Regions from separate parts of the Mus musculus genome. Here region 2 is linked to region 1. Evidence: chromatin loops called from intact Hi-C (ENCODE). Cell type or tissue: heart. All regions are shown on one strand. Links, peaks and the distances in the headings refer to the core of each region. The heading gives the core; the rest is flanking DNA.

Region 1 (9,283 bases), core at 505-8,504:
GAATTCCATAAAGCTGCCCCCGATCTCCACCCAAGCGCCATAGCGTGGATGCACCCCCATACACATCACACACACAATGACCCTGATTCCACAGGGCTCCATGGCACGCAGGCACCCCCACAAATACCATACACACACAACAATAATGATTTCAATCATAACTAAAATATAAAATATTACTAAAGAGGTTACTGTTATAAAAATAAATAATCTATAATGAATGATGTCTTTCCCTTCAATGACTACCAAGGACAGACTTTATTGGAATCTACTAAAAGACTTTCATATATTTTTTTCACATTAAAATTTATAACAGGACCTCCTTTGTCTGGCCAGATGCTACAAACTGTTAAACACTACCAACTTGCTAAAATTCATTATTAGTATTAATGATAGATTCTTTTGGTCCCTACTCAAGGGAGTTAGAGGCAGCAATATATCCGGAATTCAAGGGCAGTCTCAAATATATGGCAATTTTAAGGCCAGTCTAGGCTACCAAAGACCTTGTCTCAAAGATAAAAATGAAACATCCTTCTGATATCTATTTTTGTATAAATAAGTGAAAATCTTGGAGAATGGGGCAATCTGATTTCCTAATTGGCAGCTGCTAGACCCTCCCTTGCTCTCATTGCCTTCAGCAAAAGGGCTATCAGTCAAGCAGATGGCCAAATCGACCTTATACCACTAGACATTTGGAACACTCTGCAGCTGCCTTGGGGAAGCTAAACAATGACCCCAACTGCTTGCTTGCTCTGATCTCCAGAAATGAAAACATATGTCCACACAGAAAACAAAACATAGGTCACTGTTCACAACAACTACAAAATGGAAATGATCAAAATATGCACCAATTTAATGATCAAATAAAATTTTATGGACATAAAGTATGTCCGTAAAATGGAGTATTATTCAGCAATGGAAAGAAATGAAGTACAGATATGCACCTGCACGGATGAGCCTTGAGAACATTACCATAGTAACAAAAAATAATAATTCTTGTATAAGTCTGTTTACACAAAATGTCCACATGTCTAAAATAGCCAGACTCATAGAGAAAGCAAGAAAGAAGCTGGGTGTGGTGATGCACGCCTCCCTGTAAGCCCAGCACTTAGGAGATGGAGGCAAAAGAGTCTGGAATTCAAAGTCATCCTAGACTACATATAACAAGTTCAAAGACACCCCTGAACAACAACAAAAAAAAGTAAGAGGGAAGTAAGAACGGCATGGAGGAGAGGAAACAATGAAAAGTGACTTACAGAATGTGTTTCTCTGGGAAAAGATAAAACGGTTCTAAATTAGACTATGGTCATTGTTGCTCAACTCTGTGAATATACTGCACGTCATTCAGTCACATGTTCTAAACAATATGTAAATCATGTTATACGAATTATAGCTCAACAAAGCTACTTTTTTCAGATGGGATTTCAAATCCCCCTGGCTAGTTTTAAACTTGCTGTGTAGGCAACCATGACCCTGAGCTCCCAATCTTCCTGCCTCCACCACCTAAGTGCTGAGATTGCAGGCATGAACCTCCACACCCAGCTATAAAAATACTTTTTAAATGGCAATATATGTCAGTATTCAAGTTAAAAATTTAAAAACAAAAATTTAGATACAATTAGAGTGAATGCTAATTGCTCTGACCCATCAATCAAAATAAGGAAATGACTACTATTAGTTAAATGTGATGTATAAAAGATGGAGAGATGGCTTAGCGTTTGAGAGCACTACCTACTCTTCCAGAGGACCCAGGTTCAATTCCTAGTATCCACACAGCAGCTCACAACTATCTGCAGGACCTGTTCCAAGGGATTTGCCACCCTCAAACAGATATACATGCAGGCAAAACACTAACATACATAAAATAATTTTTAAAAGAGTAGAAATACAGACATGGAATTTGAAAAATGAAAATATAGGCTGTTGTTCATATTCATAACTGATTTCAAACCAGAATGAATAGTACTTGGGATGTGAGGGTAATCTGCTTGTGACATCTGTAACCCCACTGATCACTATGGCTGACGGGGCTGACATGGCTAGCTAGGCAGGTGTTCCCTTCCTTCTTCATTGCTCAAGAAGCAACCTTCCCAAGCTGCACTGAGGATAACCTCCATGAGCGGAGGACTCTCTTTAGCCAAGGGTTTAACTGTGGTTGTGTCTCTATGCCATAGCCTCAAAAGAAGTTCTCAGCCATGTACGGTTGTGGTGCGTGCCTTTAATCGAAGCTGGAGAGGTAGAGGCAGGCAGATCTCCATGAGTTTCAAGGCCAGCCTGATCTATTTGCTAAGTTCTAGGACAAACAGAGAGCTACATAATAGAGAAACCCTGTCTCAAAAAAAAAAACAAAAAACAAAAACAAAACAAAAAACAAATAAATAAATAAATAACACAAATCCTTGAGCCAGAAACAGCAGGTCTCTGGTTCAGCAGGTAAAGAAAGGCACTTGTTATAGAGCCTAGCAACCTGAGATCAATCCTCAGAATTTACATGATAGAAGAAAAGAACATACCCTGCAAGTTTCCTCTGACCTTCAGAGTGTGCTATGGCATCAGCATGTGTGTGTACACAAACACATACATACATATGTACATACACATATGAATGTTAAAAAAGTTTAATCCACATCTTTTTTTAAGATTTATTTATTATTATATCTAAGAACACTGTAGCTGTCTTCAGATGCACCAGCAGAGGACGTCAGATCTCATTACAGATGGTTGTAAGCCGCCATGTGGTTGCTGGGCTTTGAACTCAGGACCTTAGGAAGAACAGTCTGTGCTCTTAACCACTAAGCCATCTCTCCAGCCCTAATACAAAACTTCTAATACTATAGCCAGAGAAAGCAACTAGACCTAATAGGGTCATGTAATAGTTCCTGCACCTTTTTTATTGTTACTAACAATGTCCTCATAAAGTAAAAGACTTCATAATTCACACACACAGAACCAGAAGAAAAAGAATTCAGTTACAATAATGAAAAAAATTGGGGGAGAATAGGTAACATGTTTAAATTATAATGTATATATTACTAAAGCCAAGATACCAACATGATTAAGTTACAATGTATTACTAAAGCCAAGAAAATTAAACAGCAAAATTCAGTTTATACAAATACACACTACTGGTGCTGGACATAGAGCTCAGTTGGTCGAATGCTCACCTGACAGGCAGCAGCGAGCCTGTTCAGTCACTAGCATGACTGTGATAAAACTAAGCTTGATGAGGCTAAACTATAATCCCAGCTCTTAGGAAGTATGATGAAGATCAGAAGTTCAAGGGTACCCTCAGCTAGAGAGCAAGTATGAAGACAGCCTGGAATAAGGGAAACTACATATCCATGCTAGAAATAAAAGACAAAATGTACTACTATTTCACTGAGGGTTAACACACTAAATCACAGTAATCTAAATTAAAGTTATTTATTACATAAAACAACAGCAATCAGAAACCACAAGCAACTCAAGACAGCATGTCCTGATAAGAAATTCTTCCTAAAATTCTGGTGATTCTAAACCCTCAACTTAACAGACAAATTTCTTAACATAACATTTTCAGTCACTCTACTATCACTTTAGTTACTGAAAGCCAAATAGTAATAGCCACTAATAACATATGTAGGAGAATATTAGTGAGTGACAACTGGGCTTTTAGAAAGGACTACGACGAAATGTAAATCACTGGCCTTTCCCACAAGAAAACAGTAAAGGAGAGGAGCACGACCAAGATCATGGTCATGATGTTGATTCAGAGGAAAAGGAATCAACTCTGTGAAAGAACTGGCACAATAAGAAACGGGAGTTAAAAATCACCTGGGGCAGGGGGAAAGATGGGGTTCAATTCAGTGGAAGAGCATTGTGTGGCATTCCAAGGCTCTGGGTTGTGGGGGTGGGCAGAGGGGAGGAAAGACAAACTATTAAGGACAGTTATTTCCAGGAATGACACTGAGAAAACTTGCTTGGCACCAAAAATGGAGCCTGGAGAAGAATGCTGTGCAAGTGAAGCTAAAAGTAAAAGTCCCAGTCTTGGTCACTCGTGACAGGGACAACTCTCCCCATGAAAATGCCAACACTGATTAGTGATGCTCTATGGAGGGAGGCGCATTGATATATATTGTACAAGGAGGGGTAAAGATGATTTTCAACTCATGTACTGAACAGAGACCAGAAAGTACTACAGGAAAGGATTGGAAGGAACTAGTTCTAGGACACCAGGAAACTGAGGGGGGGGGTGTTCAAAATTGGGCTTGCTGAATAATTTTCAACAGGAAGTACAGCAGATGGCAATCCGCAACTAAGGCAGAACAAAAGTAGCGAAGAATCTGTGGGCTGTGCACAGTTCAGCTGAAGAGGGCTTGCCTGGCACACTGCAAGACATTGTGTTCCATCCACAACACCACAAAAAAATTAAAAAGACGGAAAGGCAGGGTGTTCAGTGCAGTGTCTGAGCTGGGAACAAGAAACCCATTTCCCTTCCTCTGCGACCTTGGATAAGTCACTCCTCTTCCAGGCATCTCGTCTGATACAGAGGGAACGGTAACTGTACCCCAGCGGTAGGATTGCTCAACGGCTTCCATAGATGTGTTTGCACATTAACTCACACAATGCCTCACGCTCTGTGTAACAAGTGCAAGGTAAGTAAGCCGAGAAAGGCCGGGTACGTCCTGACATCTCCACGGGCAATGCAGGTGGAAGCTCTCGGAGAAGGTGTCAGGGGAGGGAGCACAGAGCATGTCCAGGTAGTGGCAAGGTCCTGAGACTACACCTGGACTGGGTCGTCCTCACGAACTGGGCTCTCAGGCGAGGGAAGGTGGGAGGACACTTCCTCCAGGACCGAGAAAACCGGGACGCTCTCGGAGGACCTGTGATGGGCAGTTCCACAGCGCGCAGAGCCGGCGCTTGCTCCTGACTGAAGAGCAGCTAACCAAAGGGAGCGGCGGCCCAGTAGAGCCGCGCCTCACCCTTTCTCCTCAGAGTAGCTCCCCAGCAGGGCCTCGCCCAGGACGCGGGACACCCGCGACTCTCCCCACAGCCAGCCGCCGCGCTCCGCCTGCTCCAGCCGACCCGGCCCCGCCCCAGTACCTGAGCGTGGGCCCGATGCAGGCCGTGTCTGTGCTCTCGATCTCCCTCAGGATCCGCTCGTGCTCCGCCGCCGTCTCCAGGCTCTCCTCCGCCATCTTCGCCCGCTCCATCGCAGGGCGCTGCCGCGCGGCCCTCTCTCAGCGAGTACCCCACGATCCCTCTGCCCAGGATCTGCGGCCGCTGGGCCAGCACCCCGCAGCGCGACCCCGCCCTCGGATGCCACGCCCCCTGGCGTCAGCCGGGCCGCGAGCGTCGCGCGCAGCCCACTGGGATTCGTAGTTCTCTGGGTCAGGCTGAACTGGATTCTGCCCATTCACACACACTGAATCTGCGCAAATTGCCTCTACTTTGATATAGATGCAGAGCTTTACGACACATGTATACAGTGACATCAAATCAGGCAGTGGTACTAACCCAGCACATTTTTTTAAAATCGTTTATGTGTATTTTGCTTGTATGTATATCTGTGCACTACATGTATGCATGGTACCCAAGGAAATCAGCAGAAGGTGTCAGATCACCTGGGACTGGAGTTACAGATGGTTGTGATGTCACTAGTAGGTGCAGGGAAGAACCACAGTGTTCAGTGTTTATCAGCTGAGTCTTCTCTCCAGCCCCTAATATGAAGCCCAGGCTGGCCTTGCACTCATGATCATCCTGTTTCCACTTCTTCTTCTTCTTTTTTTTTTTTTTTTAGATTATAATATAATTATAAGATTTCTCCTTTCCCTTTCCTCCCTTCAAAGCCTCCTACATACCCCTTCCCCACTCCTCTTCAAATTCATGGCCCCTCTATTCACTGTTATTGTATGCATATATGCATATAAATATATACCTAAATATGTTCAGTTTGTATAATGTAACTTGAATGTATGTTTTCAGTACTGGCTGTTTCTGCCTCCACCTCTTAATCATTTCCTATGAGCAAGACCCACCACAACCAGCTTTCTTTTCTTTTCTTTTTTTCTCTTGAGAAAAGGTCCCATTATGTAGTCCTAGATAGAATTGAAATTCATTATGTAGATAAGATTGGCCCTGAACTCACAGATACCTACCTGCCTCAGCCCTCCAAAGTTCTGTATTTAAAGACATCTACCACCACATTTGGCCTTTTTTTATTATTAAAATAAAATTACATCGTTTTTCTACATTCCTTTTTCTTCCTTCCAGTCTACCTATGCACCCCTCACCTCCCACCCCAAAATCCTGGCCTTCTCTTCTCTAATTGTGTGTGAAGATGTGGATGTGTGTCTACACATAAATATACAGTTACAAGCTACTGAGTTGTTCAGTGTTGCATATATGTGATTTCAAGGCTGGCCACTTGGCATTGGATAACCAGCATAGAGGGCTCCCATAGAGAAAGACTCTCTTTCTCTCTCTCTCTCTCCTTTACTTGCCTGTAGTTCATAGGTGAATCTTCCCTGTAGTTTTTAGGAAACACAATCTCACAGCACATTTCCTGATCCTCTGGCTTTGAAATCTTTCTGACCCTCTCTTCAGAAATGTTTCCTGAGTCTTGGGTGCAGGAGTTGTGTTGTAGATGTAACCATTGGGACTGAGAACTCCATGGTCGTTCTTCTCTGTATTCTGACTGTTTGTGGTTTTCTGGAATGGTCACTGTCTGTTGCAAGAAACTTCTTTGGTGAGGTTGGGAGCCACACCTAAACTGTGGTTATAAGGTTATTTAGAATGCTATTAGCAATTATACTGGTTTACTACAGTAGCAGTAGTAGGTTCCCCTCTAAGATCCATAACCACACTAGCCCCAGCTAGTTTACTAGGCTTCCAATACCAGGAATGATTTCCCCCATGCCAAGTGGGCTTTAAATGCAATTAGACATCTTCTGGTTACAACCAAAGTATGATGGCCATTATTGTGCCTTTGGGGATCTCTGACTATGCTGGTAGTTGCTGTAGTTCTTAGGACTGTTGGTTGTCTCCCTCTACTAGTACTTGGAATAGCACCTTCTAGTTCTATGAAAGTTAGTCCTCAGGGAAGAGGTTTTCAGGGCAGATCCAGCTCTAGGTCCTATGTTCAAACTGCACAGTGTCTTCAGCAATAGAGACTTAGCCTCAACCTCTGGCAACCAGGGGCAATGGCAATAGCCTGTATTGTTTCAGGAATCTCTTGGGCTACCCTGACCAACAATTCAAAAGGTGGCTTCTTGTATCGAGTACTGGATTTTTTTTTATTAGGTAGTTTATGGCTCTTAAAGGGAACATTGTCAGCCCAAGTGGCTTAACTTCATTTAAGCTGTATATTCCTATGTATACATGCATTTGTATCAAGTGTAGTTGGGGGTGAATGAAAAATATGATGCCTTGTAGCTTTTACAAGCATCCTTAGTAGCCAGATGTCATTAATCCCAGCACACCGGAGGCAGAGCCAGGCAGATCTCAACACCAGTGGAGGAGTGAGACAGGAGGATCACTGTGAGTTGGAGTACACACTAGTGTACTCCATGGTGAGTTCCATGCCAGCCTGGACTGTAGAGTGAGACCCTACTGAAGAAAGAAAAGAAAAGAAAAGAAAAGAAAAGAAAAGAAAAGAAAAGAAAAGAAAAGAAAAGAAAAGAAAAGAAAAGGAGGAAGGAAATGAGGCCAGTAATATACCTTAGAGAAAAATTGTGCCACAGAGTGAATGCATTTGTGCTTTATCCTAAAGTTCCACTAATATAACAGACCATGTATCAAAAGCACCTAGAAACACATTTCTGATTTTTAAATACAGACTGGAGAGCTTACCTCTAGAAACTGATTCAGTCACTTGCATTTCATAAACTCCCCAGAATGCAATGTATTTTTTATTTGCGTGTGTGTGTGTGTGTGTGTGTGTGTGTGTGTGTGTATTATAAAGGAGGACTTGGAAGGCTTACTAGAGAGCAGGCAGGTTGAACATTACATGAACAGAGAACAGGGTTTTTGTCAAAGAAGGTTCTGAAGAAGCAAAGGGAAGGCTGAGAGTAAATGACTTGGGCCACAGATATAGGACTGTATTAACTGTTGATTAAAAAGGAAAGGCGCGTGGGGTTGAAGAAATAGCTCAGTAGTTAAGAGCACTGGCTACTCTTGCAGAGGACCCAGCACTCACATCATGACTCACAACCATCTGAAACTCCAGTTCCAAGGAATCCAGTGCCTTCTTCTGGCCTCTGTAGGCACCAAGCACACAAGGGGTGCATTACATAGATGCAGACAAAGCACTCATATTCAGAAAATTAAGAAAAAAAACTTTATATAAAAAGAAAAAGATACTTGATAGATATAAATTTATCTCCAAATCATGTTTTGAGTGGAAAAAACAAGGCACAAAACTATGTTCCCACTCGTTTAAATTTTCTATTTTGTTCTTTACACTAGGTATACCAAGCTGGCCTCAAACTCACAGAGACCTATTGAACGCTGCTGGAATTAAAGGCATTCACCACCATGCCTGACCCTACTCGTTTTTGTTTTTTAGATTTATTTTATGGATGTAAACATTTATCTAAAATGCATTTCTGTATACCATGGATATGTCTGGTACTCTTGGAGGTCAGAAGAGAACACTGGATTCCCTAAAACTGGAGTTATAGATGGTTTTGACTTGCCATGTGGGTGCTGGGAATCAAACCCACGTCCTCTGCAAGAACAGCAAGTGCTCTTAACTGCTAAGCCATTTCTCCACCCCACCTCCTTTTTTAAAGAATAAATATTCATGTGCAGCTGGGCATGATAGCACATGCCTCTTATCCTAGTTCTTGGGAGGTAGGAACAAGTTAGAGGTAGCCTGTACCATATGAGAGCCTGCTGCCAAAGAGCAAATAAAAAAATCACACATGTGATTGCATATACATACAATATTATAGAGGTAAAATAGAGCCAGAAAATTCCCCCCAAAAAAGTGTGAACAGAAGTACTCGTCAAGAGGACTACAAAGATATACTCTAGGACAAAAGTAAAGCAACTTCATTTTTCTTGGGCACTCTTGGCTTCCTCCAGAACATGGTGGTCACTAGCTAGAAATACATTTTAACAGTGAGCAGACAGCAGTGAGTCTAAAGCGTTCCAAGTTTCTGGTTTGCAGGAGGAAAACAAGTTAGTAACCCTGTCAGATTCCACACCACACTCCCTGGCTGTCCTCAGCCTACCTTATCCCATTACTCATTGGTAAAATGTCTCACATAGGTGTGGAGATTAAGGAGGACTTGGAGCCTTT
Region 2 (9,283 bases), core at 564-8,563, 68 kb after region 1:
CCTACTTGCAGAAGACAATGCAATACCAATCCCCTATGCAGCAGGGCCGTTCTGGAACAGAGGTTTGCAGAAAAAAAAGAATGAAACAAAACAAAACAGGGATTTCTTTGTCATAAGGAAACAGAAGTTCAGAGAAGGGTGGGGACCTGCTCAAGACAAGCATGGGAATGTCTAGGCTCTGGAATCTTATGTGTTCTCCTACTGGTCTGAGAGAAGCTATCCAGATGGAACCTCGGTCCCCTTGAAGACGCTGACACAGGAGCAGTGCAGTGTGTGAGAGATCTTGCTACAGGGCAGCAAGGGCAGGGCACCTGGTCCCTTAGAAGGCTGTGTGTGATGTCACAAGGCAGTAGTGGAGGTGGTAGTGTAGCTCAGTTGGAAGTGTTTACCCATGCATGAAGGACTGGCCTCCATCCCCACCACTGCATAAACCTAGGCATGGCTGTGCATGCCTACAATCCCTGCCCTTGGGTGGACGCAGGAGGATCAGAAGCTCAGGGTCATTTTACAGTTTGAGGGCAGCCTTAGCTACAAGAGGCCTTGCCAAAAATAAAAGAGGCAACAACTGGGTTTTATCAACCCTGGGGCATTCAGTGCCAAACACAAAACACCAGCCTACTCTGCACTCATGATGACCCTTTGGGATGGGAGCTATGATTTAATTAAGTGTGCTGTAAGGATCAGTCTTTTCAGAGGCACAGAGCTGTGGGTTACAGCTTGTAAGCAGCAGCCCAGGGGTCTGAACTCAGCCATTACCATTCCAGAGACTCCACTGGGAAAGGGGATAGAAGTCACCTAACCCCTTCCACCTTGGGGAATCCTGCAGGACCTGCACAATAGAGGCATAGCCTGAAGGAAGGACAGGCCCCACCTTTCCAGGTTGCATAGCCCCAGTCCGCCCTCTGCTGGGCACAGGGAGAGTCGGTGGGTTCTTTTAACAAGCAGATGCAGAGCAGGGCTGTCATTTTGTTGTTTGTTTTTGATGGCTGGGGACTGTATGGCCCTTGTCAAGTGTGCCAAGAGGCTGTCTGCAGACCAGTCCCACTGAGTGTCCAACCCATGACTGTGGACTGCACAAGAACCAGAGCCCTCAGCACGTCCTTCATGGATCCCATCTATCCTTTCCTGAAGGCCTGTTGGTTCTAAGTCTGTACCACAGCAGGCCAAGGGCCACAGGGACAGTGCCAAGAGGGCTTGTCATGGGAGCTGGGACCTTTTCATAGTACCGCCATGTGGGCAGGGTGTGAAGTGGCTATCAAAGCAGCCCTCACTGGTCAGCACTGTCTGCTGTGTGCTGGGCACTGAGGATCGATTGTCACTGACTGGGTTCTAGGACCCTCAGGGAAATGTCAGCCCAGGTGGGTCAGTGTGGACAGAAGCGTGAGAAGGGCACAGGTCTTCCGGGACATCCATCTTGATGACTTTGGACCTGTGCCTACCACTATGTGGACCTGGATGAAAGAAGGCAGACAGCTCTCTGCCTTCGCTCTGAAAAATAAGAGCAGTAAAGTTCTTGTCTGAAGAACCAGGGTCATTCCTGGGCCTGTTAGAAGAGGTTAGCAGGTATTCATGAAGGACAACGCACACTCTATTGCATCTGCCTCATAACTATGTATTTGGACCAGAGTCAAGGGAAGACCAGTGAACACCACAGGATGCAGGCAGTACAACAAACAAATGAAGTTCAAGGAGCATCCATCCAGACGTGATGCCCTCCGTCCTCTCTGTGCATCAGAGCCCACCCTCCTCACCCCACAGACTGACCACAAACAAGAGCCTCAACCTCATCCGTCCAGTGTTTCTGCTTCTCCTGCTCTTCCCACCTCTAAAGCACTCTTCCAGGGGACAGAGAACTCCAGTGCACATCAGCTCGCTCCCAAGCCTCTGCAGAAGCCTTCCGAGGACTGGCAGTGCCCACCGCTCGCTGCTGGCTGGGTTGAAGGGCTTATATGTGTGTTAGGCAGGGCTTGGGGGGGGGGGGAGAAGGGGGCCACTGTGACAGGACATGAGCTTAACAGTCATAGAAGTCCACATGGGCTCCAGACTGGAAGGTGTCCTTTTGCAGCAAGCCCAGCAGTTTCTGGGCTGAAGTCCCACAGTCCACCAGCGCCCCATCCGACTTCAACTTCTGCAGTTTGCTCCTTAACTCTGGGTCCTTGGAGGTTTCCCGAGCCAACTGCTGCATGTCATTGTCCAGGGGACCTGGTGGGTGGAAGGCACAAGACAGGAGCAGAGGTTGTAGGTCCCTGCTGTGTGTGAATGGTAGAGCCGAGTCAGGACTGGCCAAGGCTCTACCACGTTGCCTGTTAAACGTCTTTCTTTTTTTCAGTTATGTTTTCTCTCTGTATTCTTGAACTTGGGGACCCTCCTACTTTAGTCCTCCAGTGCTTGGACTGCAGGTGAGGACTGCCATACCACGTTATGACTGAGCTTTGGGTTCAAAGCTAAGTCTATTAAGCATTGTGTAAAATCAAGTCATCCTCTGTTGTCTAGGTAACACCGCTTGCTGACTTCCCATTGTACTAACAGATAGGTAACCTTGCAGGTTCCCCACTCCACCTACAGCCAACCAGGGGGCAGGTGAGACCTTCAGCATCTTCAAACCCTGACAAGCAGTTAGGTGCGTGTCACAACCTTGGTTTTCTCCTTACTTCAAGACCTCCTCTTAGACTTCTGATAAATTCATCTGGCTGCACTTTTCTGGGCCTGCAGAGCTTCCCCAAACCCCTGGATGGGCTGCTTAGTTGCTCTAGTGCTTCCTGTACAAGCCTGAGGACCTGAGTTCAAATCCCCAGTAAAAAGCTGAGTGTATGGGATAGAGAGATAGACGGCTCCCTGCTAAGAGCAGCTCCTGTTCTTGCAGAGAACTGGGGTTTGAGTCCCAGTCCCAACTAGGCAACTGACAAGTATTTGTGACTCCAGTTAAACACGATGTGTTGTCCTCATCTGGCCTGTGCAGGTACTGCATACATGTGATAACCACTGTTCAAGCAAAACACACACACACACACACACACACACACACACACACAACACACACAGAGGGAGTGAGCCGGGGTGGGAGGGAGGGAGAGAGAGAGAGAGAGAGAGAGAGAGAGAGAGAGAGAGAGAGACAGACCTGTCACTTTCTAACAAGCTTTGTCACTCTTACTTGCATTTCTGGAAAATGTCTCCTGTTTGCTTATGGAATTGTGAAACCTCCCAAAATTTAATGGCGTTTTAGGGGCAGAAAAATCACAAGGCCTGGAAGAGCACTTGGCTAACATTTGGAAGTCCTTCAGCCAGACCCTCCCCTGTTCCTCTCGCTCTCTTGTGTTTTGAGACTCTCTTGGAGCCCGTGCAGGCTCTGACTTGCTGTGTCCTCAGGGCTGGCTTTGAGCTTCTGCTCAGTTCTCAGCTGTTCTGCCTTGCCCCGTTTTATCTCCTTGAGCACCACTGGGCAGAGGCTTGCTCTCTTTCCTAACAGACATCTCCATCTTTGTAACCTGTTAGAAGATTCTTCCAGAGACTGAAATGAGAACTAGGCTGGCCCTGTTGTCTCCAGGCTCAGGGGGAGGTTCTCAGTTCCTCCATGAAAACTGAGGCAGCCTCCAGAGAGCTAACTTAGCTCTGGGCCCTTCTGGAACTGGCTCCCCTCCTGGCTGTGGTTTACACGTGATCGCTGCTGTCTGAAGGCGCCTAGGCTGAGCTCAGAGCAGGTGAGCTGGATATTGGAACAAGAAATATCTTGCATGTGTGCATAGGGCAGGTGCTACATGAGATGAGGAAACATAGTATAGATCAAGAAGTTAGAGGCAAACTTGGATCCTGGTCCTGCCTCCCTCCAGCGTTAGACAGACCATTTTGCCTGTGTCTCCAGAATCCTGTCCTAGTCCAAAGAGGTACAGACAATTGGATCTCACCCCTTAGCTGCTCATTCTATTACATGTTGCTACCTTTTAAGCAGAAATCACAAGTTTAGAAGAAAGGCACAGTGGCATCTTAATAGGCTAGAGGGACAAGACAAGGTCTCAGAAGTCCTCGTACCCTAAATGTCCATAAGAACAGCGGCCCTGTCTTCTCCATGCTAGCACCCTCTGCATTCCACTCAGCGTCCAGCACGGCTCAGCCTGAGGTGCTCACCACTCACCACTATCTCTTTGCTTGTCTTTGAACATTCCATGTGTCCATCCTCCATACAGCTTTATTGGGTGTCGGGCACACATGGAGGAACAGTATGTGTCCCTTGAGGGACAAAAGCAGACAGCTGAACATATAAAGGCATTTTGTTTTTTTCAGTTTTAGTCTTAATGCATTTTATGTGTCTGGATGTTTATCCCACCTGCTAATCGGACAAGTCCTGAGGCTGAGTACCTCGGCCCCTGACTGCTCCAACGTCTTGGGAGTCTGTATTTTTCTTACGAAGTGAGGAGTCATTACCAGAGGTAGTAGGGGCCCGATAGTCTTTGGATTCTTTGTGTGTGTGTGTGTGTCACATTTTTTAAATTTATTTTTTATTAGATATTTTCTTTATACACATTTCAAATGCTATCCCGAAAGTTCCCTATACCCTCCCTCCGCCCTGCTCCCCTACCCACCCACTCCTGCTTCTTGGCCCTGGCATTCCCCTATACTGGGGCATATAAGGTGTCTTTGGATTCTTTATGGAGAATATAGATCAGGTTCCCCTCCTTGCCTAGCCCCCAGAAAGGTACCAGCTAAGTCTAGGGACAGCACTGTCAGGAGCACCCACCTACCTGGAGCATAGCTCAGCACCCGCACACTCGGTTCCTCAGCAGCCAGGACCTGGTAGAGCATGTCTCGGGCAGCCTTCCCCGCACAGTACAGACCCCAGCCTTTGTAGGGCTGCAGGGCACACAGAGATGAGATGTTAACCACAGTCTTGCTCAGGCCAGGGCTATCCTGGAAGGCATTCAAGGTGCCGGAAGTCAAACAGAGCATGGAGGTCAGGTTCAGAGCCCAGTAGTTGTTCACCTCAGCTAGGTCATTCACGTTGAGGAAGCCTTTGGAAACATCCCCAAGAGTGGCTGAAAAAAAAAAAAAACGGGACCAAAGAAATGACACAACTGGGGCACTCTTCTCCCTCAGCCTTCCACAGTTCCTCCTCATAGGCTATCTCTCTGCCCCAGCTCTGCAGACACCCCTAATGCAAGCAAAGAATACTGTAGTAAAGCAGAGTGATTTGTTCAAAAAGTCTTGACTCACACATCCGCCAGGAGGCACTGTCGCCCCGTAGTGACACTGATACACCCTCCCTCCTCTTGGACTTTGGACTTTTAGGGACTTGCCCTTCACCTACCCAAAAGCCTATGAGGTAAGAGCTCGCAGCCGGGGTCTGGACGGGACTCTCACCTGCGTTGTTGATGAGCAGCAGGCGCTGCAGCCCCTCGGGCCTCGGGAGCTCGCGTACTGCGCTCAGCAACCGCTGCACGCCAGCCTCGGTGCCCAGATCGGCGGCTGCCAGCACCACTTTCAGGTCAGGCTGCTGAGCGCCCAGCTCCTCCTTCAGTTGCCGCAGCATCGACTCACTGCGTGCGCTTACGAGCATCACGGAACCGGGAGACAGCAACCGGGCCAGCTGCGGGGCCAGGGCGCGACCAAAGCCCCGGGAGGCCCCGGTCAACACGCACACAGCGCAGCCCAGCCCGCCTGCCTCCATGCCTGGAACTCAGACTCATGCGCAGCTACTGAACCAGGACGGGGCGGAGCCTATTCTTGGCTTGGGACGGCGGAAGTTCGGGCCAGAATCCACTGGTGTTTGGGCGGGGGAAAAAAAAGCCAGGCAGCCGGGCCTCGGCAGGAAATCCTAATCCCCTTCCCAGCGCTTCCGGGTTCCCCTTGAGCGCCACTCCCACAAACTCAGCCCCTTTCTGAGAGGCGCGTTCTCAATTTCCACCCTGTTCCAGGATCAGCTTCCTCCTCCAGGGTTAAGGTTTGTCTTTATCCATACAGGACATACCAGTTAGAGACCAGTGACAGCCTTGGATGAAGTGTGTAGAGCTTGTGGTCCCTTTGCACTCTGATTAACAGAAGCCTTCTCTGGAAAAGCACAGCAGCTTCCCCAGGAGGTGCTAGGCAGACAGAACCAGAAAATGAAGAGCACACACAGGGGAAGAGAAAGGCTGAGAATCACAACAATCTCACGAACAAGACTCATCACCGTCAGTGAAAACGCTTGGTTCCTTGGGACCTGTGTACTTATCCTTCAACCTGCGTCATGCACTCTAGAAACAACTTCATAATCTCAAATGGGAAAGAAAAATATCCCAGCTCTCTGGAGATGTCTGAGGAGGACAGCAGAGAAAGACATAGAGATTGCTTTGATCCATTTTTAGTCTGAGGTGAGCTAGAGTCCATCGGAATTACAGGCAGGCAGGCCAGCGGCTAGCTCCTCTTTGTTTCAGAAAGTTCAAGTGGTAGGACTAGTCACTTAGCCTGGTCAGATTGGGAAACCAGCAATCAGTAGGGGCCATTCTCAAGTTCCAATTTTTTTTTTTTAAATTGAATGAGGCTTTTGTCCTAGGCCAACGAAATAGGGGACCTAGAGCGATGCAAATCCTGTAGGCCTATATGAGAAGAGAGCCGGAATGTCTCTCTATAGGTTTTTAAAAAACACTGTCTTGTGCCAAATCAACACGTCATTAATGCCTTTTCTCTATGCCAAAGTTCCCTTTCAGCAGAACTGTATATTTAAAACTACTTACTTACCACTAATCTATTGGATTTGTTATCTTATTTCCAAAGTAGTTGAAGGATCTTCAACAGACATAGTGAGTTCAAGGCCATCATGCTGAGTTTGAACCCCAGAACCGACATTAAAAACACTAAGTGTGACCAGGCAATGGTGGTGCTCCTAGCACACAGGAGGTAGAGGCAGAGGCAGGAGGATTTCTGTAAGTTTGCATCAGCCTGGTTTACAAAGCCAGTTCTAGGACAGACAGCCAGGGCTACACAATGAAACCCTTTCTGAGCCACGTGGCTGCAATGAAACCTTTAATCCCAGCAGTCTGGATACAGCAGTAGGAGACTCCGAGCTTGAGGCCAGTCTGGTCTACAGAGTGAGTTCCAGGCCAGGCAGGGCTACACAATGAGAAACGCTGTCTCAAAAACAAAAAACAAAATTAAAAAACAAAAAACAAAAGCAAAACTTTTTGAAAGATGGACAGGCATAAAGAACTATACACATTGTCCTCTGGCCTCCACCTCCAACTCATCCACTGACAAAGGAATAAGCACACACAGACATACAGACAAAGCCAGGAAAAGAAGAATTTTTTTAAACCAAAGTAAGCATACAGGGTCCTGTTTACATCTCTCCTTTAAAAAAAATCATTTATTTATTTAATGTATGTGAGTACACTGTCCCTTTCTTCAGACATACCAGAAGAGGGTATCAGATCCCATTACAGATGGCTATGAGCCACCATGTGGTTGCTGGGAATTGAACTCAGGACCTCTGGAAGAGCAGTCAGTGCTCTTAACCGCTGAGCCATCTCTTCAGGCCTTATATCTCTTTTTTTTTAAGTATCTTTTTAACATCTTTTTATTTGTTTGTTTGTTTGTTTTTTATGTATATGGGTTTTAGCCTGCATGTATGTCTGTGCACGACATGTGTGCAATGCAAAGTGGTGGCCAGAAGAGGGCCTCTGCTTCCCCAGGGACTGCAGACACAGTCTGCTATGTGGCTAGTGGGAATTAAAACCAATCCTCTTGAGGAGTAGCCTGCTGTTCTTAACTACTCCCATATCTCTCCAGCCCCAGTTTCATCTTTTAAACAATAAAACAAAATGGTAGAGTTTGGTGATGCTGCTTGTAATTTCAGTAATTTCAGGAGGATCAAAACAAAACAATATAACAAAAAGCCCATTTAACAATGTGATTTTACTTCCAATATATAAGAAAGATGCAATGATTAAGGGGTGGGGGGTTGTTAATGTTAGAAATTGATACACATGGCCTTCTTTTTGCCCCAGTGCAGGGCCATCTGCCTTGGCTTCTCTGAGGTGCCTGGTCCCATGCTGCATGGAAGTGAGACATCCAGGTGACCCACAGGGTTGACAAAGCTGGGATCTCATTGCCAGGCCACCAATTGGAACCTACTCTGTAGCAATGAGACTCCCCCAAACCATCCAGCATCCATGGAAGAACTTCCTGGAGTTCTCAGCATTATCACCCTGCCTGAGTCTTCTAAGTCTTACCTACCAGGATGCTCCTGCAGAAAGGAGGTCAGGCCTTGCAAAGGGCCACCTGGGGCTGAAGTCGACCATGGACTTCATCGCTATATTTAGGATAATGCAAGTGCACTCCCACATGATATATTTAATCTGTGTCCTTGTGCACATGCATGTGTGTGCTCAACTTTATGTATACATAGTGTGTGCCGACACATGTACTTCAGGCTCAAATGCCATTTCACAGGTGCTGGACACCTGGACTTTTGGACACAGGCTTTTGCAAAGCCATTGAGGTTGAAATGCACCTGCCTAGCCGGATGATGGTGGCACACGCCTTTAATCAGGAGGAAGAGGAGGATCTCGGTGAGTTCTGGGAAAGCCTGGTCTACAGAGTGAGTTAGTCAGGGCTCAGTATAGAAAGACTGTCTCAAAAAATAAAAATAAAAAAAAGGGGAGGTATGTCTGTCTCCATGTCAAAGTTCTAGGTGACAAGCTTTATTCAGCATGCTGCCTCTCCCCTCGCAGTCTGGGGGAATAAACTCAGACCTCACATGGGAAGCAGGTATTGTTTGCACAGGAAGTCATTGTCCCAGCCTTCTTGTGCTACTCAGTCTCACCCAGGCTGCAGATGTCACACTCTTGACTTGCAGCCCAGCCAATTGAGGGCCAGGAAGAGCAAACAGTGTGTCTATGCAACTTCTTCCACGGACATTCCAAGGCAGCCCAGGAATGGAAGGAGTTTTGTTCCCTTATTATGGTGTGCATGAGAAAAAGGAAGGACAATATCATATTAGGTAGGCGTTCCAGTGCACTCCCCCATCCCCCACCTCCCACCCATTGTTGGTATGAGTTGAAGCAGGGACTCCAGCAAACCAGGTGCACTGACTGACGCGGTGCTGCTGTAGAACGGCCAAAAGGGGGCAGTAGAACATCAGTTTCTGACTGGTTGCAGCAACCTTCTTATTGGCAAAGGGTGGTGTCTCCATGCTCTCCAAACCTTCCTCCCCATTTCCTCCCACGGGACTACCAGGGAGCACTGGATGTATACGTCCTTATTGCTTCCCACAGGGAGCACTGGATGCATACGTCCTTATTGCTTCCCACAGGGA

The links. Hi-C counts contacts between places; a loop is a spot of excess contacts. Peaks named below come from ENCODE experiments on the same cell type or tissue, not always from the same donor. Only the 100,000 strongest peaks of a DNase experiment are listed, where the experiment ranks them.
Region 2: it touches region 1 in a loop (4-fold over the local background); 2 of 42 quality-filtered maps call a loop at or near these places.

The regions. Positions count from the first base shown.
Region 1 is chr6:85,064,214-85,073,496 of GRCm38, forward strand. Exoc6b (exocyst complex component 6B) reads right to left here and starts at 5,300. Exons shown (of 22, transcript NM_177077.2): 1 at 5,083-5,300. The coding sequence starts at 5,192. In heart, for the core only: a CTCF peak has its summit at 5,313; a DNase peak (open chromatin) is centred at 5,268; H3K4me3 peaks cover 1,668 bases; H3K27ac peaks cover 866 bases.
Region 2 is chr6:85,132,087-85,141,369 of GRCm38, forward strand. Spr (sepiapterin reductase) reads right to left here and starts at 5,678. Exons shown (of 3, transcript NM_011467.2): 1 at 5,353-5,678; 2 at 4,737-5,027; 3 at 1,594-2,202. The coding sequence starts at 5,659. The coding sequence ends at 2,012. Gm10444 (a long non-coding RNA gene) reads left to right here and starts at 5,848. Exons shown (of 3, transcript XR_001785286.2): 1 at 5,848-6,341; 2 at 7,974-8,537. In heart, for the core only: CTCF peaks have their summits at 903 (motif pointing left), 5,223, 5,429 and 7,611 (motif pointing right); DNase peaks (open chromatin) are centred at 4,925, 5,315 and 5,725; H3K4me3 peaks cover 1,391 bases; H3K27ac peaks cover 1,298 bases.